Regions from separate parts of the Homo sapiens genome. Here region 1 is linked to region 2. A link is a loop called in an ENCODE intact Hi-C map of the cell type or tissue named here. Cell type or tissue: gastrocnemius medialis. All regions are shown on one strand. Each heading gives the region's core, and the rest is flanking DNA. Links, peaks and the distances in the headings are about the cores only.

Region 1 (16,203 bases), core at 4,377-9,376, 790 kb before region 2:
ATTAAAATAATATGTGTATGATTGTCTCTGTGTTGTCATATTGTCCTACATATTATGAAGGTTTAAATATGAAATGATCCATTTTTCTGATGTAGGATCATTTTAAAATGGATTTATTTAATTGGCTCATGAGTTTAAAAAACTCAGTATTAATTAAAATTCACCTATGTGCTGATATCATGGGTGTCCCTGCTCTGACAGATCCCACAATAAAGAAGGGAGGACTGATCTCTAAAGTCCATTACAACAAGTGTTATCATAGAGATATGTGCAAAGTGCTTCATGAACACCCAGAAAAGAAGGAGCGGAGCAGTTAGTTCTACTTGTAGGGTGGGGCTTAGATAAGTCAGGTTTATTTTTATGGAAGGCCTTCTCAGAAAATCATTTTGCTGAAGCAGTTCTTAAATATAACACTCCTTCCAGACCTAAGCCCCAGCCAGGCCAGACAAGCTGTAACTATCCCTAAGATTAGCTTATGTAAATAGTAGCTTAGGGATTACTCAGTGAGGGTTTTTAAATTTTCATTGATCACTTAGGAGGGTAAAGAAGTATGGAGAAGTGCAGACTTCTGTGAGGCTGCCAGGATTTGAAATTTTTCGGAAAGGTTAACAAGAAAGTTGAGATTAGGTTGGCCACAAGTTCTTGGGCTTTGATGGCAGTTGTTGGACACATCATCTGTAGGGACCTACAGAAGGCCAGAGGCACAGAACAGTTAACACAGAATGTGAACTGATGGCCCTGGAAGGGTGTTGTACATATCCTTGTCTCCAGGATGTCGTGTTTGCTTTGCTGGGTGTGTCCCAATCCTTGCAAAGTAGTTGTTGTCAGTGACAGTCTGAAAGGACAGGCCTGTATCAGTGACTCTGTACTACATATCTAGGCATTTGCAAGATTATTTCATTGGTCCCAGTTAATTGGGCAGTATTTTTTTTGAAAAATGTTTTTTAATGTATGTATTTTTAATCGTTATTTTTTTGCCCTAATTTCTGGGATACATGTGCAGAATGTGCAGGTTTTTTATGTAGGTATACATGTGCCATGGTGGTTTGCTACACCTACTAACCTGTCATGTAGGTTGTTTTTTTTTTTTTGAGCCAGAGTCTTGCCCTGTCACCCAGGCTGGAGTGCAGTGGTGCGATATCAGCTCACGACAACCTCTGCCTCCCCGGTTCAAGCGATTCTCCCTCCTCAGCCTCCTGAGTAGCTGGGATTACAGGCATCTGCCATCATGCCTGGCTAATTTTTGTATTTTTGTAGAGATGGGGTTTCAACACGTTGGCCAGGCTGGTCTTGAACTCCTGACCTCAGGTGATCTGCCTGCCTCGGTCTCCCAAAGTGCTGGGATTATGATTGAGAGCCATTGTGCCCGGCCCGTCATTTAGGTTTTAAGCCCCTCATGCATTAGGTATTTGTCCTAATGCTCTCCCTCCCCTTGCCCCTACCCCGCAACAGGCCCCAGTGTGTGCTTTTCCCTAATTGGGCAATATTTTTTAAAATAAACAATTTTGATAACTTTAAATAAGTGATACCAGTAAAACTTTAAATTCTATATAAATGGAGCATAGACCATGTACAAGGACAATGCTAGATCTACAGGGGGTATAAAAACATGCTTATATTGCTGGACCCCAAGGATGACATGGTTTGGTTAGAGGCTAGCAATATCAAGTACAGAAAAATATTAAACCTTTACTTAGAATTAAGACCAAAATGGTTTTTTTTTTTTTTTTTTTGAGATGGAGTTTCACTCTTGTCGCCCAAGCTGGAGTGCAATGGTGCGATCTCAGCTCACTGCAACTTCTGCCTCCCAGGCACAAGTGATTCTCCCACCTCAGCCTCCTGAGTAGCTGGGATTATAGGCATGTGCCTCCACACCCAGCTACTTTTATTTTTTTTTTGTATTTTTAGTAGAAATAGGGTTTCACCATGTGGGCCAGGCTGGTCTCTACCTTCTGAGCTCAGGTGATCCACCTGCCTTGGCCTCCTAAAGTACTGGGATTACAGGCATGAGCTCTGCGCCCTGCCTTTTATTTATTTATTTATTTTTATTTATTTATTTATTTATTTATTTATTTATTTATGTTTTGAGATGGAGTCTCACTCTGTTGCCCAGGCTGGAGTGCAGTGGCATGATCTCTGCTCAGTGCAGCCTCTGTCTCCCAGGTTCAAGTGATTCTCCTGCCTCAGCCTCCTGAGTAGCTGGGACTACAGGCATGTGCCACCATGCCTGGCTAATTTTTGTATTTTTAGTAGAGATGGGGTTTCACCATGTTGGCCAGGCTGGTCTCGAATTCCTGACCTCAAGTGATCTGCCAGCCTTTGCCTCCCAAAGTGCTGAGATTATAGGCATGAGCCACCTCGCCCAGCCTAAGGTAGTTCTTGACTGTTGAAAAACTTAGGCAAATAGCTACAGACTGAGTGCCTGTCACTTATATACTGGGAGCACTGTGCATGATCCAGCACCCTTACCGAGCATGGGACGACCTGGGAGCACTGTGCGTGACCCAGGACCCCTTACCAAGCATAGAATGACCTGGGAACACTATGCATGATCCAGCACCCCTTACTGAGCATGGGACAGCCTGCCTTGTAGCCAGTGTCTGTTGGTTCTCACTTATGGATGAATTTCTTCTTTTTCCTCTTTGTGATTGAGAAGGTGTACTGTATTTTGGAGCTACTTTACTGAGGGATATTTATGTACAATAAACTATACATATTAAGGCATACAGCTTTATGAATTTTGATGTGTGTGACACCCTTGAAACTGTTACCACAGTTGAGATACAGAAGTTTTTCTGTTGCTGCTCAAAGGTTTCTTGTGCTTCTTTGCAATCCATTCCTCCCTCTCCTGCGCCCCTCAACCACCATTGATCTGTTTTATTTATGTAGGTGGCATCTTTTTGTCAAATTTTTTCACTTGGCATGATGATTTCATGGTGTCTCTATTGTTCATCCCTCTTTATTGATGAACAGTATACCATCATTAATTTACAACAATTTGTTCTCCCATTGATTGACATTTAGGTTGTTTTGGGGTTTTAGCTATTACAAATAAAGCTATTATGAACATTCATTTATAGTTTTTGTATGGACATGTATTCCCTTTCTTTGAGGTAAATACCAAGGAGTGGAATGGCTGAGTCACATTGTAGATGTTATGTTTCATGTTTTACAAAACTGCCAGGGTTTCTTAGCTGAAAAGTAATTTGGTGAAAACAAAACAAAGCAAACAAACAACTACAAAAATGCCAGGCTGTTTTCCAAAGTAATTGTTTCTTCCTCTTCTAGCAGTGGATGAGAATTAACAGTTGTTGGGTCAGTCTTTAATTTTCACCATTCTAGTGTGTGTGAAGTTTATTGAATTTTAAATCTAAACTTTTTGATTTGGCGCATCACATGTGTTTAGTAACTTATTCCTTCAATTCTGTCATTGTGTCACTCAAGGGAAAGTGGAATCCTGGCCCCAGGGTAGCAGCAGCCTTGGCTGTGGGGTGCATGAAACCTGTGTGCCCAGGCCTGGGATACGTGGGCATCCCTAGAGGGCCCTGCTCCTCTTTACTCAGGGCTGCTCGGGGCCTGCAGGGGCTGCAAAGAGTTGGGCTTGGGCAAGCCACGGGCCTTGGAAGGAGCTTTGCTTTCTAGGCTCTGGAGTGTGGAGGGAGGAGGGGACAGAACAAGATCCCAGACAGGAGGGACCCTCCACACAGGGGAGTGCTCAGCCTGGTCTCCCTCAGAGCTGGCAGCAGGTCTCACAGATGTGTGCTGAAGAGGCTAAAGGAGAACAGCTACCTAGAAATGCACAAGAATGCCTTTTGCGTCAGCAAATAGAATGTGTCCCTTTCTAATACCTGGCTTCAGGAAATAAAGGGGCCATTTAAAGAATGTGATTAGGTTGGCTGAATTATGTTTTTCCAGCTTCTGATGGACGTTTTTTAATGTCTTTATCAGTCATATTTAAATAGTACTCATTCTAATCAGATTCTTTAAAACATAATACTCTTGGAATGGATGACTTTTTATGGGATTTCCTCAAATATAATAATCAACAGTCATTGATTTGAAGATTCATTTCATTCCATTCAGTGGGTACCTTAAAATGACAAAATGGACATGGAACCTTTCAAATGTAAATAAAAGCAGAGAACATAGTAAAGAAATCGTATGGGTCCATTAATGAGCTTTGGCAGTTTTTAACATTTGGCAATTCTCCCACTTTTTTTTTTTTTTTTTGAGTCAAAGTCTCATTCTGTTGCCCAGGCTGGAGTGCAGTGGCACAATCTCGGCTCACTACAGCCTCCGCCTCCTGGGTTCAAGAGATTCTCCTGCTCAGCCTCCCAAATAGCGCCCTCCACCACACCCAGCCAATTTTGTGTTTTCAGTAGAGACAGGGTTTCACCATGTTGGTCAGGCTGGTCCACAGCTCCTGACCTCAGGTAATATACCTGTTTCAGCCTCCCAGCAATGCTGGGATTACAGGTGTGAGCCACTGTGCCTGGCCCCACTTCTTATTTTTATTTTTGGCTTGAACGTTTTAAGGCAAAAGCTCCCCATTCTATCTTTTCATTTGTAAATACTTCTGTGCTGATTGTGCACTGATAAATCTTACTTTTTTTTTTGAGACGGAGTCTCGATTTGTTGCCCTGGCTGGAGTGCAATGGCGTGGTCTCGGCTCACTGCAACCTCCACTTCCTGGGTTCAAGTGATTCCCCTTCCTCAGCCACCCGAGTAGCTGGGATTACAGGCATCCACCACCACACCCAGCTAATTTTTGTATTTTTAGCAGAGAGAGGGTTTCACCATGTTGGCCAAGCTGGTCTTGAACTCCTGATCTCAGGTGATCCGCCTGCCTCAGCCTCCCAAAGTGTTAGGATTACAGGCATGAGCCACCATGCCTGGCTTGATAAAGCTTGCTTTTTTATGACTGTCACCTCATTACCCTGCCTGACAGTAATTCCTTAATGACAGCTAATTTCCTGTCCATACTTAAATTTCCCAGATTGTGTTCAAGGTAACTTTTTACAGTTGTATATGATCCTTGTGCTAGGACTCCTGGCTAGGACTTTGGAAGACACAGAGGTTGGCCTCAGCAATCTCCTTTCTGGTGACTCTGTGAATGTGCCCTCACAGTTCATGTCTGTATCTTCTGGTCACTCAGACACCCCTTGTGTGTCTGTGTGCCTCAGCCTTGCTTGTGGTCCCCGAGATGCCTGTTCCCCGCTGTGCCCCTCAGTCTTTCTTCGCTGCCTCGCGATGGCTTGCTGGCTCTAACAGGGATTTCTGCTTTCCTTGCTCTGGCGCTCCATGCAGCTAGCCGTTCATCTGTTTATTCAGTCATACCCCAAGGGTTGTGAGCCCCTGGCAGGAATGGGCACTGTGCAAGGTGCTGGAGACCTAAAGAAGACGTGGCCTTTGCTCTTGGGGAGGATGGTGAGGGGCAGAGGCAGATTCCATGCAGTACAGTGTGGTGTTGCTATGGCAGACACCAGCCGGAGGGAAGGGCACACACCTGGGGAGGCACCCTGCTTCAGGGAGTGGCACTGGAGTTCCTACCTGAGGTCAAGGTGTTCACATGGAGAGGGGAGTATGCATGGTGCCAGAAAGGGTGCTGGCCCAGGTGTCTGGGGGAAGTGGGATTTAGCATATTAGTATTCAGGGTTATTATTTGAGCAGTTTAATCTTCCTGAAACTCACAAGGAGGGGCCGAGGCTGAGGTTGTGTGGGAAGCTGGAGAGAAAGTCAGGGCAGTAGGGAGCCCAGGAAGGCTTAAGCAGGGTGGGGCGAGCCTAAATTTGAATTTAGAAAGATAGCACACATCTTTCACGCACCCTTTGTTCTGATATCTGTGTTTATTTAGGGGTAAACTAACTTCTGATTAAGACAAGATTTAAAGGAAGGCTGAGCACAAATCATTTTACAATGTAGACAAGCTTTTTCCAAGCCAGCAATCTGAGTTGTGACATTGCAGGTTTCACATTATCTCTGCTGGAAAGGACCCTGGTGATCACCCGGCCAGGCATTCTAGTTTGCCTGTTCCTTCAGAATCCATGTTCCCCAATGATTAGCAGTCAGATTTCAAAATAATGCAAATTAGATGTGCTGATGGCACACATTGTCCTCTGGTAACCAGTAGCACATAATTTATGCCACTGGCATTGTGACTTGCCCATTCTATTGAGTCTCTGTGATTGGTGTATGCATTTGATTGTGTTTGCTCAAGTCCAAGTGTTGATCTTGAGCAGTCACCACCTTTCATTCAGGTTGCAAATATGACCACCCTAAGGTTACTGCTGCTCATGTGGAACATTTTGCTTTGCAGCATCTTAGGGGTATTTCTGTTTTCCTGAGCTGCCATTTTTCTCTGTATCTCATTTGTTTTCCCAAGGCCCTCGTATAGGGCTGGCATGCAGGAGGATGAACAAAAATAGACACAGGAAACCAGGCCAAAGAAAGGCAGAGAGGGGAGAGATATCAGCCATGAAAGCAAATCTGTGTCCTGCAATTGAACATCAGTTCGGTCTTTATGTTTCTGACAAGCTGGGCAACAGGGAAACAATAATTTCCATAGTTCTCATTATTGAAAGTAGGACAAGTTGCGTTTCCTCAAAGGAGGCGTCATTGTTTTTGGCACTGAAAGGTAATTACTTGTAGTTGTTTGTTCTGATCACTGCTGTTCACTTCCATTCTGTGGCTTGCTGGGAGTGTTCACATATAATTTGCAGACATTGTTAGCACAGCTACTGTGTGCAAGGCACAGAAGTGTTTGAGACTGAGTCTTATTTCTGGAATAAGGAGAGGTGGCACTCTAGGACGGGAGGTAAGCAGGAGAGCAGATGGGCAGGATCAGCACATGAAGGTCCTCTGAGCCCTGCTGCCCGGCAGAGCTCCGTTGTAGGCAGTGGAGGAGCCATGGAAGATCATAAGCTCCTGTTTTAGAAAACAAGCTCTGGCTGCTTTGTGGAGGGCCACACCCGAGTGCAGTGACACAGGATCCAGGGAGGGCTGAGAGGAAGTGTCAGCAGGAGGGCAGTGAGGTCTGTGGCTCTGGGAGCCTAGAGTCACTTGGGAGGTGACTTAGGAGAGCAGACAATGAGAACACAGAGAGGGAAGGACACAAGTATGTAGAACGACTTGCAAAATAATCAAATGATAGACTTGTTCCCAATTGTTATAACATCATTTGTTGAAAAGACTATTTGGGAAAGAATAACAATTTAAAAAGGAAACTGTTATGAAACAATCAGTTGCTGTCCATTCCTCACTGGACCCTGAGCACCAGTGCGGTGGGCATGCTGGGAGGAGATGCTGCTGACTTTAGACTATGCAGGGCTCTGTTCTCCTTTCTCTCTGTGCTATCATTATGCACAAGTGGAAACAAGACGTTTTGGCCCTGCACTCCTGAGGACTATTTTATATTGTTCTTTACAGTTTTAACCCTGATGACTTCTTATATTGTTCTTGTTCATATTTTAACAAGGACAGGTTGAGTAAATTAGTTGCATACAATTAGTTGAGTAGGTAGAAGAGTATTTCCATAGATATCCATCTTGAAGACTAGTATTTGAATTCAGTTCTTATTTCCCATTTGTATTTTCTAAAATTATTATTTATTTATTTTATTTTTTGAGACTGAGTTTTGCTCTTGTTGCCCAGGCTGAAGTACAATAACGTGATCTCAGCTCACTGCAACCTCCACCTCCTGGGTTTAAGCGATTCTCCTGCCTCAGCCTCCCGAGTAGCTGGGATTACAGGCACCCCCCAACCATGCCTGGCTAATTACTGTATTTTTAGTAGAGACAGGGTTTCACCATGTTGGCCAGGCTGGTCTCGAACTCCTGACCTCAGGTGAGCCACCTGCCTCGGCCTCACAAAGTGCTGGGATTACAGGTGTGAGTCATCACGCCCAGCCCCATTTTCATTATTGTTGTTTTTTCTTTCTTTCTTTTTTTTTTTTTTTGGAGACTGTTGCCCAGGCTGGAGTGCAGTGGCGGGATCTCAGCTCACTGCAACCTCTGCCTCCCGGGTTCAAGCAATTCTCTTGTTTCAGCCTCCCAAATAGCTGGGACTACAGGCGCCTGCCACCATGCCTGGCTAATTTTTGTATTTTTAGTAGAGACAAGGTTTCACCTTGTTGGTCAGGCTGATCTCGAACTCCTGAACTCAGGTGATCCACCCGCCTCGGCCTCCCAAAGTGCTGGGATTACAGACGTGAGCCATCATGCCTGGCCCCCATTTGTATTTTTTAAATTTTACTTTTTAAACCAAAATGGAGTCCAGTTGACTTCTTTCATAATTCCATGAATTTTAACATGTGCATAGATACCACAATTAGCACACAGAACACTTTCATCACCCCAGCATTTTCTTTTGTTCTCTTCCTGGCAACCACTGATTTGTTCTCCATCACTATAATCTTTTTTGAGAATGCCCTATAAATGGAATTGTAGGGTATAACCTAACCTCTTTCGCACAGCATACTGCCTTTGAGATTCAGCTCCTTTCAGTCAACTGTCAGTAGTTCATTCATTTTTTTTTCTTTTTTTTTGAGACAGAGTCTCACTTTGTAGCCCAGTTATTATGCAGAGTCATCTTCTATCATATGGGTCCACCACTGTTTGTTTACCCATCCACCCATTGCAGGACATCTGGGTTTTCTCCAGTGTTTTGTGAGTGTGAATAGAGCTGCTATAAACATTCATGTACAGGTGTTTGTGTGAACCTACAGTTTCATTTCTTTAGGGTAAATACCCAGGAGTGGGAGTGCTGGGTCATAACTATATGCATAAAGTGTTTAACATTTTAGGAAATTGCCAAATGGTTTCCCAGAGTGTCTGTACCATTTTGCATTCCCACCAGCAGTGCATGAGAGCTCCAATTGCTTTGTATCCTCACCAGCACTTGATATTTTTAAGATTGTTTCATTTTAGCTATTCTTATATATTAGTATTACATCATGGTTTTAACTTGCATTTACCTAAAGGCTAACGATGGCGAAGCTTTATGTGTTTATTTACCATCCATATGTCTTTTTGGGGGAAATCTTTTGCCTGTCTTTTAAGTCTTTTGCCTGTTTTTCAAAGGGTTGTTTGTTTTCTTATTCTGTGGGATTGTTTTTATTTTTTGATTTTTCAACTTTTATTTTGGAATAAGAGGGTTCATATGCAGTTTTGTTACATGGGTATATTGCGGGATGCTGAGGTTTGGGGAATGGCTGATCCTATTATCCAGGTAGTGAGTGTGGTACCCATGCTCCTCTCCTTTCCTCCCCACCTCCAACATCGCCAGTGTCTGTTGTTCCCATCTTTGTGTCCATGTGTACTCAATGTTTAGCTCCCGCTTGTAAGTAACAACATGCAGTATTTGGTTTTCTGTTCCTGCATTAATTCACTTAGGATAGTGGCATCCAGCTGCATCCATGTTGCTGCAAAGGACATGATTTAATTCTTTTTTATGGCTGTGTAGTATTCGATGGTGTATATGTACCATATTTTTTTAATCCAGTCCACCATTGATGGGCACTTAGGTTGATTCCATGTCTTTCCTATTGTGAATAGTGTTGCAGTGAACATATGAGTGGCATGTGTCTTTTTGGCACAATGGTTTCTTTTCCTTTGGATATATATCCAGTAATGGGATTGCTTCATTGAATGGTAGTTATGCTTAAGTTCTTTGAGAAATCTCTAAACTACTTTCCACAGTGGCTGAACTAATTTGCATTCCCATCAACAGTGTATGTATTCCCCTTTCTCTACAGTCTCACCAACATCTGTTATTTTTTGACTTTTTGATAATCACCGTCCTGACTAGTGTGAGATGGCATCTCATTGTGGTTTTGATTTGCATTTCTCTGATGATTAATGATGATGAACAGTTTTTTCATATGTTTCTTGGCTGTTTGGATATTTTATTTTAAGAAGTATCTGTTCATGTCCTTTGCCATTTTAAAATTAGATTTTTTTTTGCTTTTTTTTTTTTAGTTACTTGAAGTTTCTTTATATAATGTGGATACAGCTCCTAGGTCATATGTGATTTGCAGATTTTTTTTTTTCAGTCAGTATCTTGTGTTTTTATTCTTTAGCAGTGTCTTTGGAAGAGTAGAAAATTTTAATTATGAAGAAGTACAGCTTTTTTTTTTTTTTAAACTTTATGCTCTAGACATGATTTAGGCACCATATCTAGGAACTCTTGCCTAACCCAGGCCATGAATATTTTCTTGGATGTTTCTTCTGAAGGTTTTATACCTTTACTTTTCCATTTAGATCAGTGGTCCATTTTGAGTTAATTGTTGTATAAGGCATGTGACTTAGGTCGAAGTTCTTCTGCTACTTCTCATTTTTCTTTGGCATAGGGTATCCAATTGTTATAATACCATTTGTTGAAAAGACTGTCTTTCGTCTATTTAATTGCCTTTACACCTTCATAAAAAATCACTTGAATATATTTATGTGGATCTATTTCTTGATTGTCAGTCTTGTTTAATTGATTTATAACTGTTGCTTCACCAATATCACACTATCTTGAATACTGTAGCTTTATAGTAAGTCTTAAGGCTATGTAATGTGATTCCTCCAACATTCTTATTTTTCAAAATTAGTTTGGCTCTTCTCATTTCTTTGCCTTTCCATATAAATTTTCAGATCAGTTTGTCTATGTCTACAAAAACAGCCATGCTGAGAATTTGAAATTTTGTTAAATCTGTAAATCAATTTGAGTCGTCTGACCAATGAATATATGTCTCTCCATTTTTCTAGGTTTTCTTTGATTTCATTAACCAGTGTTTTGTAGTTCTCAGCATACAATCTTACCCATGTCAACTAGACTTATACCTAAATACTTTACTTTTTTGGTAGATGTTTGTAAATGGCATTTTAAAATTTTAATTCCTAATTATGGATTGTTAGTATAGAAATATACTTGATTTTTGTGTGTTGACTTTGTATTCCATGAGCTTGCTTTAAACTCTATCAATTCTGTGAGGATTTTTGCTTTTTTTTTTTTTCTTTGCAGATTCCTTGGGATTTGCTATGTATGTCTAGAAAAAAGGTGTGGTTTATTTCTCTCTGTCCAAATTTGATGCCTTTTATTTGTTTTTCTCTTCTTATTGTACAGTGTAGATTTCCAGTAAGAAGTTGAATAGCTGGGCACGGTGGCTTATGCCTGTAATCCCAGCACTTTAGGAGGCTGAGGCGGGTGGATCACGAGGTCAGGAGTTCAAGACCAGCCTGGCCAAGATGTTGAAACCCTGTCTGTACTAAAAATACAAAAATTAGCCAGGTGTGCTGGCACGCTCCTGTTTTCCCAGCTACTTAGGAGTCTGAGGCAGAGATTTGCTTAAAACCAGGAGGTAGAGGTTGCAGTGAGCCAAGATTGTGCCACTGCACTCTAGCCTGGGTGACAGACCAAGACTCTGTCTCAAAAAAAAAAAAAAAAGTTGGATGGAAGTAGTGAGAATACACACTCTTACCTTGTTCCTGATCTTAGGGGAAAACATTCAGTCTTTCTTTGTGAAGCTTGATATTGGAGGTAGGTTTTTTTATACCTTTTTTTTTTTTTGAGACGGAGTCTTGCTTTGTTGCCCAGGCTGGAGTGCAGTGGTACGATCTTGGCTCACCACAACCTCTGCCTCCTGGGTTCAAGTGATTCTCCTGCCTCAGCCTCCTGAGTAGCTGGGAGTACAGATGCATGCCACCATGCCCAGCTAATTTTTGTATTTTTAGTAGTGATGGGGTTTCACTATGTTGGCCAGGCTGGTCTCGAACTCCTGACCTCATGATCCACCTGCCTCGGCCTCCCAAAGTGCTGGGATTACAGGCATGAGCCACCATGCCTGGCCTTATAGCTATAGTTTAATAGGCTTAGGAAGTTTTTTTTTTTTATTTCTAATTTACTGAGACTTGTTGATACTGAATTATATCAAATGCTTGTCTTTGCTTTGATTGATACACGCATGTGATTTTTCTTCTTTAAACTGTCAGTATGGTGAATTACATGAACTGATTTTCAAATATTGAACCAGCCTTGCATTCCTGAGATTAAACCTCCTTGATTGTAGTGTATTATTCTTTTTTCTTTTTTTTTTGAGACGGAGTCTTGCTCTGTTGCCCAGGCTGGAGTGCAGTGGCGCAATCTCTGCTCACTGCAAGCTCTGCCTCCCAGGTTCACACCATTCTCCTGCCTCAGCCTCCCGAGTAGCTGGGACTACAGGCACCCGCCACCATGCCTAGTGCTTTTTTTTTTTTTTTTTTTTTTTGTATTTTTGGTAGAGACGAGGTTTCACTCTGTTAGCCAGGATGGTCTCGATCTCCTGACTTTGTGATCCGCCCACCTTGGCCTCCCAAAGTGCTGGGATTACAGGCATGAGCCACCGTGCCCAGCCTATTCTTTTTATATATTGCTAGATTCTATTTTTTTGAGGAATTTTGCATCTGTATTCATGAGAGATATTTGTGTATAGTTTTCTTGTGATGTGTCTGTCTGATGTTATTGGTGTTTTTTCATTTTTTGTTTTTCATTTTAAATGCTTAGTAAAATTGGCCAGTGAAACCACCTGGGTCTAAAAATTTCTTTTTTCATAATGTTCTTAAGCTACAGATTTGGCCAGATGCGGTGGCTCACAACTATAATCCCAGCACTCTGGGAGGCCGAGGCAGGCGGATCATCTGAGGTCAGGTGTTTGAGATAAGCCTGACCAACATGGTGAAACCCCGTCTCTACTAAAAATACAAAAATTAGCTGGGCGTGGTGGTGCGCACATGTAATCCCAGCTACTCAGGAGGCTGAGGCAGGAGAATTGCTTGAACCCAGGAGGCACAGGCAGCAGTGAGCCAGGATCGCGCCCCTGCACTCCAGCCTGGGCAACAAGAGCGAAACTCCATCTCACAAAAAAACAAACAAACAAAAACTACAGATTCAAATTTTTAAATGGGTACATTTGAATTATCTATTTAATCTTTAATGAGTGTATGTTGGTAGTGATTTTTGAGAAATTGATCTGTGTCATTTAAAGTTGCTGAATTTATGTGTGTAGATATGTTCATAGCATTCCCTTATTATTCTTGTATTGTCTGTGGTCTCTGTAGTGATATCTTCTTTTTTATTCCTCATGTTAGTAATTAGTGTCTTCTCTCTTCTTTGTCATTCTTTTTATAGGTTTCTCAGATTTATTATAAAAAATCTTTTGTGGTCATTGTTTTCTATTGCCTTTTTTCTGTTTCAGCAATTTCCTTGTATATGATTTGGGTTTGTTTTGCTCTACTTTTTCAAATTTGATTTAAATGGAGGTTTAAATGATTAGTTTGAGAATTTTCCTCTCTTATATACGCAGTTAATGCTCTACATTTCCTTCTAAGCACTTCTTTATCATCATCCCACCAGTCATGATTTTTAAAAGCTGTATGCTCAAGTCCCTCAGAGTTCTCTTTCTCCATGCATTCTGTAGTCATATATGATTACATTTCCAAGTGTTTATAGATTTTATGGTTATCTTTGTTACTGATTTCCGGTCTAATTTCAGTATGGTTAGAGAACATACTTTTGTATGCCTTGTAATTTTTTTTTTTTATATTTGGTAAGGTTTGTTTTATGTCCCAGGAGATTGTCTATCTTGGTTAGTGTTCTATTTGCTGTTGAAAACAATGTATTTTCTGGTACAGTTGGGTAGAATTCTAGTAATGTCAATTAAATCAAGTTGGTTGATTGTATTTGTGAGTTCTTCTATATTCCTGTTGATTTTCTGTGTATGAGTTGTATTGATTTGTAAGAGAGTATTGTCTCAAAAGTTAATTGTGGTTTTATCTATTTCATTGTTGTTGTATCTATTTCAAAGCTTCATTGTCAGGTGTATTGAAGTTTAGGATTGTTATATCTTCTTGTTGAATTGACTCTTTTATGTAATGTCTCTCTTTATCCCTGGTAATTTTCTTTGATTTGTCTGATGTCTGTACTTTGATATTAATATAACCATCCCAGCTTTCTTTTGAGTAATATTTGTAGGTGTGGTTTTTCATCAGTTTACCTCTAACCACCTACATAATCATATTTAAAGTGAGTTTTTTGAAGATAGCATGTAGTTAAATAATATCTGTCTTTTAGTTGGATTGTTTAGACCATTTACATTAAATAATTATATTAAACTATTACGTTACATCAAATCATTTGCATAAATGAAGGATAATGGCCTATCATCTCTACTGATATTTTTGGATTTAGATCAACCATTTAACTATTTTTTTCTTTGTTGCCTGACTTGCATTCTTGTTTCTTCTTTCCAATCTTTGAGTTGTTTGAGATTTTTTAGTATCTTATTTTAATGTATCTACTGGGATTTTTAGTATATCCCTTTGTTTATTTTCGTGGGTTTTCTAGGGATTAAAATAATCAAACTTCTCACAGTCTCCTTAGAATCAGTATTTTACCATTTATGTGGAGTATAACTTACTATTACATAGGTATCCTTCATGGTTATGTGTTACATCTACATTTTAAAGAACTCAAAAAAGAAGAATCATGTATTGGCCTAGATGTTTAACATGTCTGTTCCTCCTCATGTTCCAAGTTTTCTTTCCATACTATTTCTATTCTATCTGAAGAACTTACTTTAACAATTATTCTAGAACAGGCCTGCTGGCAGTGAATTCTCTTTGCCTTCATTTGAGAATATCTTTGTTTCACTGTCATACTTGAAGGATATATTTACTGGATATAGTAACATGGTTTACAGTTTTTTTTTTTTTTATCTCAGTACTTTAAAAGTTGTTTCGACTTCATTCTAGCCATTGTAGTTTCTGTAGTCATTCAGATTATTTCCATTTAAGAAATGTCACTTTGTTTTGGTGATTCTCAAGGTTTTTTCCGTGTTTTTAGTTTTAAGCACTTTGATAATGATGTCCCAGAGTGTGGGCTTTTTTTGTACTCATCCTGTATAGGGTTTGCTGAACTACTTGAATCTGTTTTCTTTCAGGAAGTTTTGTGAAATTTGAAAAGTTTTCTGTTAATTTGTGAAATATGTTTTGTGTACCACATTATTTTTCCTTTCTTTCTAGGATCCCATTGACATGAAAATTAGACCTGTTGGTATTGCCCCATAGGTCCCTATGCCTGTTCATTTTTACAGTCCTTCCTCTTTATGTTGTTCAGATTAGATGATTTCTGTTGACCTGTATGCAAAGTCAGTGAGTCTGCTGTTGAGCCCATTCCTTGAGTTTTTCATTTTAGTTATTGTATTTTCAAATCTAAAATTTTCTTTTGTTTCTTCGTTATATCTTCTATTTCTTTGCCAAGACTTACTAAGTTTTCATTCATTTCAAGCGTTCTTGCCCTTAACTTAGAGCATTTTTATAACCTGTATTATTTCCTAGTCATTTTGTAAACCTCTATTATTTCCTAGACATTTTGACTATTTCATTATGGTACTCTGGCTCTTATTTAAAGCTTATGGAGAATGTTGACATATATAATTTTTAAATCTGGCAATTGACCTAGTTGGGTTCGTGTTTAAATTTCTGCTGGGCCCTTTGTGCTTGTCATTTCAATGGTAGTTAAGTTTGAAAGTCTGTACAGTGCTCTTCAGATCTTCTCATGTTTCTGCTACCGGTGGCCAGTCTGGGAACTTGGGTGGTGGTCTGTTCAGTTCTTAAAGCCACCCAGGACCAGATCCATACGTGTGCAGTTTGGGGACGCACCCAGGAGTTCACAAATGACTTTATGTTGTTCCTCCCTCTCCAAAGTGTCTCAGTGCTTTCTACTTCCCTAGACCTTTCCTTTTTGTGCTCCAGCCAGAAAACTAGGCTTTATTTACCCTGCTTTGCTGCACATATCCTGTGACTGCACCTACAGACGGGGCAAAGCAGCAGCAGAAAAGAGAAAGGAGAAAAAAGCAGTGGGGTTTACTCCATCCTCTTGGGACCACAGCTCCTCTGATCCGAGAGAAGAGTTTTCCTCTTTTTGTGTTTGAAGCTTTGCGAGTCCCTGTGCTGCCACTGTTGCTGTCACCCACTCTGCCACCTCAGGACTGCTTGTGGACTGGGGCTCATAGGAGCAGGGAGATGAGCATAATAGAGAATTCTCCCTCCTCATTAAACATTAGGGGACCCATTCCCTTCTCTTTAGCCCAGCACTAGAAGGTTTCTCTTGTAGCTCTCTCTGTCTAAGCCATTGCCCACTGCCCAGGTTTCAGGCTGCATTGAATCCAGGATTGGGAAAAAAAAA
Region 2 (15,389 bases), core at 9,769-14,768:
TTTAGAATTCTCTTCTTCCTCGGGAACACTGATTATTCTTAGGTTCAACATAATCCCAGACTTCTTGGAGGCTTTGTTCATATTTTCTTATTCTTTTTTCTTTATCTTTGTTGGATTGCGTTAATTCAAAGACCTTGTCTTCGAGCTCTGAATTTCTTTCTTCTACTTGTTCAATTCTATTGCTGAGACTTTCCAGAGCATTTCACATTTCTAAAAGTGTGTCCAAAGTTTCAAGCTCTGAATTTCTTTCTTCTACTTGTTCAATTCTATTGCTGAGACTTTCCAGAGCATTCCACATTTCTAAAAGTGTGTCCAAAGTTTCCTGAAGTTTTGATTGCTTTTTCTTTATGCATCTATTTCCTTGAATATTTCTCCTCTTACTTCTTGTATTGTTTTGTGGATTTTCTTGCATTGGGCTCTGCCTTTCTCTGGTGCTTCCCCGATTAGCTTAATAACTAACCTTCTGAATTATTTTTCAGGTAAATCAGGGATTTTTTCTTGGTTTGGATCCATTGCTGGTGAACTAGTGTGATTTTTTTGGGGGGTGTTGAAAAGCCATGTGTTGTCATATTACCGGGGTTGGTTTCCTGGTTCTTTCTCATTTGTGTAGGCTCTGTCAGGGGGAATATCTAGGGCTGAAGACTGTTGTTCAGATTCTTTTGTCCCACAGGGTGTTCCCTTGATGTAGTACTCTCCCCTTTTTCCTATGGATGTGGCTTCCTGTGAGCTGAACTGCAGTGATTGTTGTCTCTTTTCTGGGTCTGGCCACCCAGGCAGTCTACCCAGCTCTGGGCTGGTACCAGGGGTTATCTGCACAGAGTCCTTCAGTGTGAACTATTTATGGGTCTCTCAGCCATGGATACCAGCACCTGTTCTGGTGGAGGTGAGTTGGGGAGGGGGTGCAATGGACTCCGTGAGGGTTCTTAGCGTTGGTGGTTTAATGCTCTGATTTTGTGCTGGTTGGCCTTCTGCAGGAGGTAGTGCTTTCCAGAGAGCATCAGCTGTAGTAGTATGGAGAGGGCCCAGTGGTGGGCAGGGCCCTACAACTCCCAAGATTATATGCCCTTTGTCTTTCGCTACTAGGGTGGGTAGGGACCGACCACCAGGCGGGGGTGGGGCTAGGCATGTCTGGGCTCAGGCTTTCCTTGGGTGGGTCTTGCTGCGGCTGCTGTGGGGGATGGGGGTGAGAGTCCTAGGTCACTGGAGTTGTGTACCTAGGAGGATTATGGCTGCCTCTGCTGAGTCATGCAGGTTGTCAGAGAAGTAGGGAAAGCCAGCAGTCACAGCCCTCACCCAGCTCCCACACAAACCGAAGGGCCTGTCTCCCTCCCACCGTGCCCCTGCCAAGAGCCCCAAGTCTGTTTCTGGGCATGGGCGAGAGGGGCTTAAAAACTTGCCCCAGGCTACCTACTTCCCAGCTATGAAAGAAAAGGGCTTGGTTTTTCCCCTCCCTCTGGAGCCTGCACACCGGATTTGCACCGTCCCCGAGTTCTGGCCAGGAGGCTTCTCATCCGTTCGAACTGTTACAATGTTCAGCTGGAGATTTCCTTCTCCCTGTGAAGTTTTACCCACTGCTCCTCTGGCTGCCTTCCCAATGGATCCCTGTGGTGCCAGCAGGAATGACCTGCTTGGGAACCCAGTGAGTTCCCAGTGCCTTTCTGCTGCTTCCTCTACCCCTGTATTTTGCTCGACTGTCTAAATTGACTCAGATCCAGGTAAAGTCGGAAACTTCTCCCGCAACAGACCTTCACTTTCTCTAGTGGGGGTGTGTGTTCAGGAGAGGAGGGTCTCCCTTTCCCGCTTCTGCAGCTGGGGCACTCACAGTACTTAGGGTGCCTCCTGAGACCTGCAGGAGCATTTCACTTCCTTCACAGAGTCTGTGGGTCCTCTCGGGATTGCTGGTTTGTTCTTGCAGTCAACCTGGAGCTAAAATTCACAAATGTGAGCCTCCACACGCTGCTCTGTCCAGTGCTGCAATCTCAATCTAGTCCTGCCTCCCATATGCCATGATGATTGGCCTTAGGTATAAATGTAAGGTTCTTTCAGTTATTTTCTGAGCCTGTGTCTTTTCTGGGTATGTGTGATGACTTTCTAATTTCCCCTACATAGGTGTTAGTCTTTGAATATCCAAGTCTTCACACTGTCTGTATCCTTAAAAAGGGAAAAGAGGAAAATAAGGGGGGAAAAAGGCACTGGCCCTTTTTATCCCCCAGAAGTCACTTCAGTTGGATAAGGTGGGTCTTGCAGCAATGGGCAGGGTGTACAACAATGGCCACCACCTCTTTGCACCTGTGACTGGGATCAGTAATCAACAATCAACAATCAAAGTGCAGACTCCCAATATTTGGAGGACAGTTCCCTTTTTCTCACTTTGGCTCTTGCAAGCTCTGTGCAAGCTGCTCCAGGGACACATGCTCAGCTATGTGCCATGGGCCTGGGGGTGGTGGATGGGTAGGTACTACTGTACTAGAGCTAAAATTGACCAAAATTAACTGTATTTTCCTGTCCAACCCTTATATTGAAGTTGCAAGCCTTCAATAGACCCCAGAGTTTCAAAATAATTGCATCAAACAGATTCTGCCAGTAGGTAAAAGTTTTGTTTAGCTGGGAGACAGATTTCCTGGTGCTTCCTACTCCTTCATCTCCTCTTTACCCTATATCTGTAATGCTCTTTTTTATCCCTGACAATTTTCTTTAACAATTTTCTTGATCCACTTTGTCTAAAATTAATATAGCTATTCCAGCTTTATTTTCATTGGTGTTAGCATGGTATATTTTTCTACATCGCTATACCTTTAATCTGTATCTTGACATTTAAAGTGCATTTCTTATACAGAAAATATAGTTGGGTCTTGTTTTCTTACCCATTCTGACAGTCTGTGTGCTTTATTTTATTTTTAATTATTTTAATTTTAATTTTTTATTTCAATAGGCTTTTGTGGAATAGGTGGTGTTTGGTTTTGTGGATAAGTTTTTTAGTGGTGATTTATGAGATTTTGGTGCACCCATTACCCTTTTCAATTAGTGCATTTAGACCATTGATATTTAAAATAATTATTGATGTAGTTGGATAAATATCTACAATATTTATTACCTTTTCCTATTTGCTGCTCTTATTCTTTGTTTCATTTTTGGTCTTCTATTCTTTGCCTTCTCTTGTTTTAACTGAGCATTTTATAGAATTCCATCTTTTCTTCTCTCTTAGTATGTGAATCAATTTTTTTTCTTTTTCTTTTTTTCTTTTTGAGATGGAGTCTCGCTCTGTCGCCCAGGCTGGAGTGCAGTGGCGCGATCTTGGCTCACTGCAACCTCTGCCTCCCAGATTCAAGCAATTCTCCTGCCCCAGCCTCCCAAGTAGCTGGGACTACAGGCGTGTGCCACCATGCCTGGCTAATTTTTTTGTATTTTTAGTAGAGACACGGTTTCACCGTGTTAGCCGGGATGGCCTCAATCTCCTGACCTTGTGATCTGCCTGCCTCGGCCTCCCAAAGTGTTGGCCAGGCTAGTCTCGAAATCCTGACCTCAAGTGATCCATCTGCCTTGGCCTCCCAAAGTGTTGGGGTTACAAGCATGAGCCACCATGCCTAGTCAGATTTTCTTTCTTTACATCAAATATTACAAGCATTTTTTTCAGGTCATTATATATATTATATAAAAGTATAATTTTGTTAAAAAAAGTCGCATAGTACTCTATTATATCTCTATCTTTCCCAGCTATCTCTCTCATATATACATATATGTACACACATACATATAACATAAATAAATATAAATGTAATTTATTTAATAGGAATTCACATATATGTACATATATGTATGTATTTGTATTTTATGTATTCATAAAATTCATATTTTATGAACTCCTATTAAATAAATTATATATTATTTTGTGTGTGTGTGTGTGTGTGTGTGTGTGTGTGTATAGATATATCCTAATATCCTAGCAATAAGCTAGTGTTAAACAGTTGAGTTTTTTTTTTTTTTTTTTTTTTTGAGACAGAGTCTCGCTCTTTCGCCCAGGCCGGAGTGCAGTGGCGCTATCTCGGCTCACTGCAAACTCCACCTCCCAGGTTCATGCCATCCTCCTGCCTCAGCCTCCTGAGTAGCTGGGACTACAGGCGCCCACCACCGCGCCCAGCTAATTTTTTGTATTTTTAGTAGAGACGGGGTTTTACCGTGTTAGCCAGGATGGTCTCGATCTCCTGACCTCGTGATCCGCCCGCCTTGGCCTCCCAAAGTGCTGTGATTACAGGCGTGAGCCACCGTGCCCTGCCATCTTACTTACATTTTTTTTTTTTTTTTTTTGAGATGGAGTCTCACTCTGTCACCCAGGCTGGAGTGCAGTGATGTGATCTCAGCTCACTGCAACCACTGCTACTTAGGTTCAAGTGATTCTCCTGCCTCAGCCTCCCAAATAGCTAGAATTACAGATGTGCACCACCACACCTGGCTAATTTTTGTATTTTTGGTAGAGATGAGGTTTCACCATGTTGGTCAGACTGGTCTTAAACTCCTGACCTCAAGTGATCTGCCAGCCTTGGCCTCCCAAAGTGCTGGGATTATAGGCATAAGCCACAGCACCCGGCCTACTTACATTCTTTCTTGTAGTAATTGGTGCACTTAAAAATTTTATTCATTTACTTATTTACTTATCTATAATAGCTTATGTAAACAAAGTAAATAAGTAAGATACATAAGTGGCCAGGTGCGGTGGCTCACACCTGTAATCTCAGCACTTTGGGAGGCCAAGGTGGGCGGATCATGAGGTCAGGAGATCGAGACCATCCTGGCTAACACGGTGAAACCCCTTCTCTACTGAAAATACAAAAACAAAATTAGCCGGGCATGGTGGCAGTCACCTGTAGTCCCAGCTACTTGGGAAGCTGAGATGAGAGAATGGCCTGAACCCCGGGAGGCGGAGCTTGCAGTGAGCTGAGATGGCACCACTTCACTCCAGCCTGGGCAGCAGAGTGAGACTCCGTCTCAAAAAAAAAAAGATACGTAAGTATCTTATATAAGTAAGATAAGTAAATGAGAAAATTTACTTATCAGAATTTCTTGGGAATGATTTATAGCCCTGAAATTACTTAATGAAAGAGATGGGTTTTTTTTCCCCAAGACTTTGATACATACTCTCACATTCTACTTCAAAAACATTGTACCAATTTATACCAAAAGTTTCTTTATAAAGAGTTATTAAACATAAAAGTCATGTTAAAATAGTGACTTCTACTGAAAGAAATGTAATGGTGAAATTGCTGGAAGTGCCAAGTAATACAGGCACTAAGAAATGACTCATTCATTCATTCATTCATTCATTTGCTAAGAGGAAGTAATTTACGATTTTCTTAGGAGTTTATTTACTAGAGTGTCTGTGGGTGAAATTCAGATTCCACTGGGCAAATGAGGAAATGAAAAATGTGGGAATGGATTCCTTTATAAAGAAGTTTGCCTGTGAAGGAAAGAAGAGTAAATAGTGCCATTGCTGGAGCAAGTTGGGCCGAGGGAGATGTGCTGAGAGAGAGATTTATCTGTGCATGTGAAGGAGCTGGTGGAGGAGGCAGAAGCACGAAAGAGAAGACTACACATTTCATTAAGAGAAACAAAATCAAATTTTATTTTCTTTGAGGAAGATGGAAGGACCAAATTAATATGCCTCTGTTGGAATTTTGCCCTAAAGACCAAAATTCCAGAACATTCTGCTGATAGAAGCCACAGATGTGGGCCAATTGTAGGTATCGGATCAGAGAGGAGAATCACTTTTTTGCCGTAGACTGCCCCATGCACCGGCACCGTACCAGCCCTGGAGGTGTGTGGCGAGCCATGGTCCCTTTCCTCATGGCATGGTTCTTGGTGGGGAAGACAGGTATGTTCCCATCTCCACGCCATTTGATGAGAACAATGCATATATACATGGGTAGAGGGCGCAAATAAACTTCCTAGAGGGGATTTGGAAAGCCTGTTGCTGAGAGAGAACACAGGAGCTGTGTCAGGGGATATCCAGGCAGGTACTTCTGGGCATGGTGCCTTTCTTGTTGGAGGGAAGAGGGCTGCAGCGTACAGAGATCAGAAAAGCACAGGACATTCCAGGAAATGCACCTTGTTTGTTGTCTTTAACTGGCAGCCAAAGGATTGTAAAGCTGGAGAGAGTCTGGGCCCTCATAGGAGAGGGGTTGGAGCCTGAGCCTTGTCTCACTGCCCAGCTGTGCCCTTGTGGTTATAACTGGGCATGTGCATAATGACTATATGCGTCCTTCTGGGATGTAGCCACATGGTCTTCATTATATTCTCAAAGGGGCTGTAGATCCCTTAAAATTGAAGACTTGCTGCTGAGGGCAAGGGGCACATTTGGCAGGGTTTGAACCAGAAAAGCTGAATCATTGCCCTTCCATGAACAGGCTTGGGGCTTGTAATAAAGTTTCCCCTTGTTTCTCAGGACAGCTTGCTTCCCTAATGAGCCAGCTTGATAAGGTCGGGCCACAGAGGGCGATGCCTGCGAGGCACTTACGTGAGCACAGAGGGCTAGTCGAAGGGGCAAGGATGCAGAAGAGAAGGTTGTGCTGGGCTCTGCCACTGCAGGAAGACTGTGGGCTCTTTGAGATGGAGGCCTGAACTGTCCCCTACCCCTCCTTCCCCCTGCACAAATGTGATTATGCCTCTGCAGAGCGCCTGGAATCAGGTTAGCGTCATTGAGCAATGCTGAGCTGGAGTAATCAGAGCCTGGAGCGGAGCAGGTGCTGGCTTTAAAGTGGCTTCTGAGAATTAGGACAGGCTGACTTGTAGCTCAGCCCCACGTAGACAAGCCACTTAGAACACTGTCCTTGCAGCCCCCAGGCCTCCTCCTTACCACAGCAAAGTGCTTGGGTTTGTTGGAGGGGCCTCTGGCATGGCCCAGGTGCTGAGCTCGTTAACTGATGTTCAGGGACTGGTGTCCCAGGGGTCCTGTTTGCCCAGCATGTGGCAGGACAACAAGAGCTAACCAAGCCTGGGGTCACATTTGGTCTGCTCCTGCCTATCTGGGTGTCCTGGGACAATTACCCACCTCTTGGAGCCTCACATAAGTCAACTGTAAAGTGGGAATCACGAGCATATCTAACTCATAAGGTGGTGGCAATTAAATATCATATAGGAAAGGCTGTCAGCATTAGGCCTGCTGCAGAGTTAGCCGCAAAGAACATCACCCCTATTCTCAACCTAGGCCACTGCCAGGACAAGGCCGGGTTTTATTGTTTCTGCAAAGATGTTTCATACTCAGAACAAAAAAAATCAGTAATTACATAAGAATCTAAGAATAAAGGTTTATGTTAACCAAAATCTTAAGAGAAATGCAGTATTACTGTTTGGTGAACATCACTCTAGATACTCTTCTATGCACACATTAATAGAGAGAAAATAATTTTAATAAGGGCACATTTAATAAATTTTTAATAATAGAAGTTATTGGCTGGGCATGGTGGCTCTCCCCAGTAATCCCAACACTTTGGGAGACCGAGGTGGGTGAATCACCTGAGGTCAGAAGTTAGAGACCAGCCTAGCCAACATGGTGAAACCCCGTCTCTACTAAAAATACAAAAAATTAGCTGGATGTGGTGCCTGTAATCCCAGCTACTCGGGAGACTGAGGCAGGAGAATCACTTGAACCCAGGAGGTGGAGGTTGCAGTGAGCTGAGATCGCACCACTGCACTCCAGCCTCGACAAAAAGAGTGAAACTCCATCTCAAAAAAAAAAAGTTATTGCATTTAGTTTAGTGTTTAACTGAAGAAAGTCAGATGAAACAGAAGGAATTGCTAAACTAGAGATATGTCATTTCTAAGATATGACTCTGGGAGTTGAGAAAATAAGTTTCAAGCAATATTAATATTGTTAAGTCATTCTTTTTCGCTATTCTCTTAAGGATAAAGATAAGGCATTCTAAGACTCTCATGCTCTACAAACTGAGTAGCCAGGTGTCTTAGACAAAGTGCTTTAACATTCAATTATATGTCAAGATGAAATTGCAAATAGCAGAGAAAAACAACACACTGACTTCAATTCCCACTAAATGACTTATCTTGCCAAAATGAAACAAATGCGGAGAATTATTGATGCTTGACATGAGGAGGGGACATCCAGAGGTTAAGAAAGGATGCTGACAGCACCAGGAGAAACATTGAGGTATGCAAGATGTTAGCCCGTTGGCACCTGATAGACCGGGCAGGTCTGTAAGTGCAATACGTTGCTTTGTAGGTAAGAAAAATAAAGCCCAGCCAGGTGCCAATGTGACATGGAGTTGGGCCTCCAGCCCAGGTCTCTGTGCCCCACATACATGGTTTAACTATCTGTATTCACTGTGCCTTTTTACTATCTGTGCTTCTGATGCTGTGACACCTTTGGGTCTTGCTGACCCTGGAGGGACTGCCCTTCTCAGGGAGAGGGGTTTCCTAGAGCTCTTAAAGGACTCACTTGCAAGTTCACCTTTCTTTTCTTTTCTTTTTTATTATAAGTTCTAGGGTACATGTGCACAACGTGCAGGTTTGTACATATGTATACATGTGCCAGGTTGGTGTGCTGCACCCATTAACTCGTCATTTACATTAGGTGTATCTCCTAATGCTATCCCTCCCCACTCCTGCCACCCCATGACAGGCCCCGGTGTGTGGAACTCAAACAAATTTGTAAAAAAAAAGCAAATTCACCTTTGAAATGCAAAATCATCAGTACAGAGCTCCTACCCCAGCATCTCCTCTGTGGGGCTCTCACACTCTGGGCTACTATCCTCCTGCCCTGACCACTCAAGGGCTAGGTACCAGACATCTAGGGACAGCCACTGCTCCAAATGTGACCTGGAGCAGACCAAATGCGACCCCAGAGCCCACTGAAATTATTCAAACCAGCCGATCCTAATCCTGCTCACCCTTGCCCTGCCTGGTTCTTCCTGTGGAAACCACAACACAGGCCCTTGCCGCTGTTTTTCCCCCACCCCTCTGCTGCCCAACTGATCCTCGTGCTTCCCCATGTCCCCCTCCCCTTGGGGACTGTGAGGAACAAGCTGTTTTTAATGGCAGTCATCTCCTGACTTGTTGGGCTCACCATCCTGAACAAGAAGAAAGCCTACATTTAAACAGACTGCCCCTCCTGCGCCTGAGGGTAGCCCCTTGGGGGACTGACTCCCTTGGGCATAGCTCAGTGACACAGAGAGCCCTTCCAGAGTCCAGCCAGGACCTGTTTTGGGCCCACGCCCCGGGGTTTGGCATGGAAAACTCTGGTCCCTGAGCAGGCATCGCTCTGTCTGAGAAGTACCTTGTCCAGCCCAGCCACCTGTGAGAGGAGCAGGGCAAAGCTGGTGAGACGAACCTTCTGCAGGCTGACTCTGTGCTACCTGGGCATGAACACTTTGTCTCTCTCTAAAAGGAAAAGTTGGTTTCCAGGTGAAATGCGAGGCAGTCATAGGTGAAATGGAGCCACAAAGGTCTCGAACTGGGGTTCTCACATACGAGTTTCTGACCTCTCTATCTTTATCCTCAGGACACATGGCATTGCTAAGACTTTACAGGGGGCTCAATAAAGGTCACACAAATTTAATTCTATTCCACACTCTTGTCGCATCTGCAAAGAAATTTCATTATCTAGACTGCATGACATCCATAAATCAATTAGGCCCTTTGGTTTTGTAAACATAATGTGCGTTTTGATCCTTTGGAGAGAGCTGTTTCAATTCAGCAATAGGTTTCAGCATCTATGCAATGTCCAGCAAAGTGCAAATGCTCAGCCCAACACAAAACAATGAGACAGGGTCCCTGGCTTTGGGAGCATCATGGGTCTGGAGGGAGAGACAGACATGTGTGTGGGGACAACACAGTCAGGCTGTGCCAGTGCGATCGTGGCACCACAAGGTCCTCAGAGCTCGGGAGAGGCCGCAGTGACTCCCAGCCCGTATTTTCTGGGTTGTGTGACTGACAGCACTCAATGCTTTCTCAGAACATCCCTTTTAAAATTATTTTCAATGTCAGCAGTGTTTTCTCATGACCTCCTGAGGATTTAATTAATCTTTGGGAACAGTATCATTCAGAAAGAGAAAGGCAGCGGATTAAAGCTGGTAAATGATACTCTTGCTCAAAATCCTAGTGTGACTCTTAACTGATGCCAAAGTCTGTTCTGAAAGAAGCATTCCATGAGTGCCTTGGGCAGTCTGGGCCCTGCTGGAGGGAGACTCATCTCTACTGCGCTTGCTCTGCTCTGTGCATTGCACATGGGTGTATGCACACACACACGTGCACACACACAGACACACACACACCCCCCCAAACTAGGAAAAAATCCCAGGCTTCTGCTCCATAGTAGTAACTATGTTCTTACATTCTCTATATATGTATATATATACACACACATATATATATAGAAAATAAAATATATACACTTGTGTATATTTTAATTATAACTTAATTATAAATTTAATTAGATTATAATTAAATTAAAATGTATATATGGAATATAAGAACATAGTTACACTAATGTTACATAGAACGTTAATTAAAATTTAACAAAAATATACACACATACATATATATGTATATTTAATAAAGTAGAATATAGTATATGTATATTTACTAAAGTAGAATATAGGTATCATTGTCCAGGTGGTAGATTGCTTCATGTCTGCCCCAAGGCACCCTGGAAAATCTTTTGCAACTTCCCGGTTTCTAACCTCAGAGCTTAGTTTTCTGTCTGCAAATCTGTTTCTCTTAACCTGTTATGATGCTTTCACCCAAAGATTCAATGTGCATCCATGGGCTTACGTTTCCATGTAGCAGACATTCATTGGGATCTCGGCTCATGGCCCCAGGTTGGACCATGGGGCAGCAGTTGCTTGTGTGGAGGTTACAGCGGTGACTGGCACCTGGGGAATAAAAGGCTGTCTGCTTTTTACCCTCTAGATGGTTGCCACCCTGGGGACCACAACATGCTGCTCCTTTGACAATCTCTTAGAAGTCGGTCCTATCTGTAAGTATCCGATTCCATTTTCTTTTTGGAAAATGTTCTCTGTACACGGGGAATTTAGCAAACCTTCCTCGTTGATCTCTTTCTTGTCGTTAACTTCATATTGTGATGGTTTGCCCAGCTCTTCTCGTATTTGCAATAACACAAACCTCATTAGCTTGAACTCCACAAACTCAGAATTTGGGCTAATTGGAAAAGAACTGAGCTTAGTTCTACCAACACACTATTTGTAAGAAAAAAAATCCGAGCAATATAGAAGTTATGTAAAATTGCAGGTTATGTTGGCCCTGTTGAGGAGAATAAACTCTTCAAAATCTTAGAGTAACCACCTTCATATGTGGGTCGTGCATACACCTGATATGAGAATTGTCCACACTTGAATTTAATTCTTTGGTATATCCCTTTTTCACCTTTTTTTGGAATTACTGAATGCAGTTAAGAAAATTGCTGAAGGTAGTTTAGCAAATCAACACAATGAAACTGGATTTCGCCAAGGAATAATCTGTGCTTCAGATGTTTTCCTGGTCACTCTCACCTCCTCCCTTCCTCATTCAGAGATCCTAGGTTTTCTCATTGAGACTAGGATGCTGTGTTTTCAAAAGGTGAATGTGAATGAGCAGCTCTGTTTCTAGAGTTTCACCTTTGACATGTAGCTCTGGGAACTCAGCAGGTCTTGAAGCTGCTTCTGTGGACAGAAGAACCCTCGTAGGGCAGGGACACTGGCTCAGGGGGCTCCCCCTTTCTCTGTCCCTCTAGGATGGGAATGTTCTGACCGCTCGGCTGTGAGTGGAGCTGCCCAAGTGGGGCCTTCAGATCACATACCTGTGGCCTGTGCCAGATCCCACAACAGCTACCAGGGAATTGGCTTCCTCCTTAGTCTGCACAAGCCAAGCACAGTTCTCACCTCTCCTAACCCAAGAGTCACCCATAGTCCATACTCAGAGGAGTGGACCCTCCTCTCCTGGGCGTTGGCCTCCCTTCTTGGGGTCAGCAGCTGGGGAAGGCCGGTGCTGAAGGTGCAGGTGCCTTTGTGTGAGCTAGACATGAAATTGGTGACAAGGAAGCTAGGGTGCAGCCCAGGATCCACCCCTGAATCTTACATTCTGAGCTTCATTTATGCTGTCTGTAAAGTGAAGAGAAAAACCCCACTTGTGCTCATAAAATAACAAGATTTCCCCACACGATTATTCAGAGGATAAATTAATGCAGGGAAAATGCACCATCCCAAAGGTAGAGTGCATTGCTGCACAGCAAGGAATGCAGTGCTGGGAACTACTGGGAGGTGGGTGGCATAGACTTACCCGCTCTCACAGGGTTTATGCTCCACCGTTTATGCTCTGTGGCACACAGCTGTAAGAACAACTGGCGGGAAGTGGTCGTGCACAGCCCCGGGCTGGGGAGAAGGGATAGAACTGGCTGACTCAGGACTGCAGCCACAGCATTGGCCTCATCAGCTGCAAACCTTCATCAGCTCAGCCAAGCAACTTGGAGTCCTCTGACTCAGATGTCAGGCTAAGAACTGAATGTCCTGGCCAGTAGCTGGCTGATGTAATTCCCTAGGGCTATCGGATTTAAAGGGCCGAGGTCTTCTGCTGGATAGAGCCCACATGGCCTGCTGTCCCCTGGGCCAAGTGTGGGCTGCCCGCTGGACCATGGAGATGACAGCCAGCGTGTGTCACCTGCCAGTCACAGTCCCCTGGATGGATCCAGCTCAGGCCTTCCTGCTATCTGGGGCCCCCTCTTCTTTGTAGAGGCTGGAGGCTGTGCACAGAGCTTGATTTATGATTTGTTTGGTTTGAAACACTGAGGTTGCTTTTGGGGTTGTGCAGAAGGAGCTGACATGGGTGAATGCCAAAACCCTTTCATCCATTGGCAGAATGCATAGGGGAGGTCAGTTTTGACAATTCCTTTTTTTTTCTTTATTTTTGAGATGGAGTCTTGCTCTGTGGCCCAGGCTGGAGTGGCACAATCTCAGCTCACTGCAACATCTGCCTCCTGGGTTCAAGTGATTCTCCTGCCTCAGCTTTCTGAGTAGCTGGGATCACAGGCACATGCCATCATGCCTGGCTAATTTTTGTATTTTTATTAGAGATGGGGTTTCACCATATTGGCCAGGCTGGTCTCAGACTCCTGACCTCAGATGATATGCCCGCCTCAGCCTCCCAGTGTGATGGAATTACAGGCGTAACCCACTGTGTCCGGCCAACATTTCCATTTTTATTGATGGTGTTATATTACTAACTGTTGGTGGTACCTTAACAATTAAGTCAGCACCCTTTTACCTACTTTCCCTCTCCTGCTACCATTTTCCTATCACCAGATATTTAGCATTCTCCAACTCCAAGCGGGACTGTTCTGAGATCCTGAGCTGACCTTATTCTATATATGATTAGAATAATCTAACATAATTCAGATAAGTTATTCACCCACCATCATTTGACAAAGAAAACAAATCAGAAGATGGTTTTCTTCCAATTGCTGCCTTAGGAAAGACATTTTCTTTTTATTGCATTTGAAATGATTTGCCAGTGAGGGTATTCAGATTGGTCTGCTTGGATGGATCAGTTGTCTGGCAGGTTTTACTGAGAAGATGGAATACAAAAAGTGGATAGTTGAAGTCAGTTAGGTTGCCGATGGGGAAGTGGGGAAACTGAGGACGAGGGTATGGGCTGAGTTGGGGAGGCCATCTCAAGGTGTGAGGAAGGGAATAGCACAGGGCAGGCAGCCAAAGCTGCATCCTGAGGTGCCAGCATAACTGAGAGAGGACGTGCAGCTGGAGGGGCAGCCAGGCCTGCCGCAAGTTCCTGGGAAGTCTCAGAAGGAAAGAGTCACTGACAGCAGGAAGCTGGAGGGGTGTGAGCCTGTCCCATCCCTCCCCACTGAGGCAGCCTTGCCTCAGGGCTAGGTGTGCCCCTGGTGCATGCAACTTCTCAAGCTCTGGCCGAGGGTCTCTGTGTCTGCCTGGTTCCTAGATGGGCCGTGCTATGCAGTGTGTGCTGTTAGTGGATCACATATGAGATGCAGAATGCAGAATGCAGAGGCATGCCCACAGCTCCATGCATCCCCATGGAAACCAGAGAAGCCCTTCAGAGTCCACTTCCTTTAGGGGTCTGTAAGTTCCCTTCTGCAGGAGTTGTAGGCCAACTGCAAGCTTAGAGAGAACACAGTCCTCCACAAAGCTGATAAAAGACATAAGGCGTTTCAAAGCTTTGACTCAGTTTAATCATCAGGATGAAAGCCCTCAGTTGGATTAAGGTCAAGTGTGTCCTGCGGACACGGATATCCACCCCAGGGCATGGGAGGCCAAAGGTCACAGAGCAGTGTGGACCTGAACCGAGGCTTAGGGGCTCATCACTTCCCCCAGAATCAGTCTCACCTGGTGCTTGCATAACCCCAGATGGATGCAGCAGTGAGCCAGGAAGAGCACAAGGCCTTAGGATTTGCAGAGTTTCTCCCTGAGGAGTCACTCAGTAATCATGGGATGTCCATGCCTGTAGCTCAGATCAGCGGTAAGGTTGAGAAAAACCTCAGATCACATCATAAGATAGGTGTAAATTTGAAGCTTGCTGTAGTCTGAACGTTTGTGTCCCCCGCAAAGCCCATTTGCTGAAATTCTAACCTAAGGTGATGGTATTGGAGGTGGGGCCTTCCAGTGGTAATGAGGTCAGCACAGTGGAGCCCTCCTGATTGGAACTGTGACTAATTAGTGCCCCTGAGAGTCTCACGCCTCATTGCACAATGAGCACCATGGATGGTGAGTGAACGGTGAATCCATGGATCCCTACAAATGCATATGCTGACCCTGACACCTACCCCACGGTACCCTGACACTGGTATCCACCCTGTGAGGTGAGGGTGGCTCGCGCCCTCTCTGTGGTCCTTCACCCTTCAACTCTTACTCTCCTGGGTGCCTAGGGCTGAGAGGCAGCAACCATGGAAGCCACATTTATTTCTCCCCTACTCAGTGCTGGGGTCCTGGCAAGCACATTGTAAATATTCCCTTGCTCATCCCTTGGGCCTATGGGTACTATTTCATCTCCATCTTCCTGGGAGGAGAGTGAGGCTTGGAGAAGTAGATAGGGCCCCTTGGCTGGGGAGCAACTGGAAGCAGGAGTTGAGCCCAGATCTGTCAAAATTGAGGGAGCATGCTACATCTGTGGCTCTCCCAGCTCCTGAATGAGGCAGCCCCTGCCCACAAGGCTGCTATGCATGGTTGGAAAACAGAACCCTGTTCATGAAGAAAGCAGGGGATGGTCTAAGATGGTGTAAAGTAAAGAACTTCACCTGGTGGTGGGGATGGAGTGGGGCAGGTAGAGGTCAGCGTGGACTGTGTGCAGACCTCCCCTTGGATGATGTTTGGGGGAGGACTTGAGAATGGATTAGCAAAGGGAACCAGGAAGGGAATTCCAGG

What was found. A loop is a pair of places that touch in the nucleus more often than their neighbours do. Peaks named below come from ENCODE experiments on the same cell type or tissue, not always from the same donor. Only the 100,000 strongest peaks of a DNase experiment are listed, where the experiment ranks them.
Region 1: a loop joins it to region 2, with 3 times the contacts of the local background. A loop is called at or near these places in 1 of 110 quality-filtered maps.

What each region holds. Positions count from the first base shown.
Region 1 is chr7:51,280,174-51,296,376 of GRCh38, reverse strand. The region is part of intron 1 of COBL (cordon-bleu WH2 repeat protein); the gene reads left to right. Among named protein-coding and RNA genes, the nearest start is that of COBL, 29 kb to the left of the region's middle. In gastrocnemius medialis, for the core only: no CTCF peak of the experiment used is centred there; a DNase peak (open chromatin) is centred at 6,986; H3K4me3 peaks cover 949 bases; H3K27ac peaks cover 4,423 bases.
Region 2 is chr7:50,499,585-50,514,973 of GRCh38, reverse strand. It overlaps DDC (dopa decarboxylase), which reads left to right. Exons shown (of 15, transcript NM_001082971.2): 7 at 10,915-10,981. Among named protein-coding and RNA genes, the nearest start is that of DDC-AS1, 24 kb to the left of the region's middle. RefSeq lists enhancers at 753-1,387, 12,092-12,591, 12,329-12,623, 12,592-13,093. In gastrocnemius medialis, for the core only: no CTCF peak of the experiment used is centred there; DNase peaks (open chromatin) are centred at 9,843, 10,193, 12,523, 12,983 and 1 weaker place; H3K4me3 peaks cover 545 bases; H3K27ac peaks cover 4,538 bases.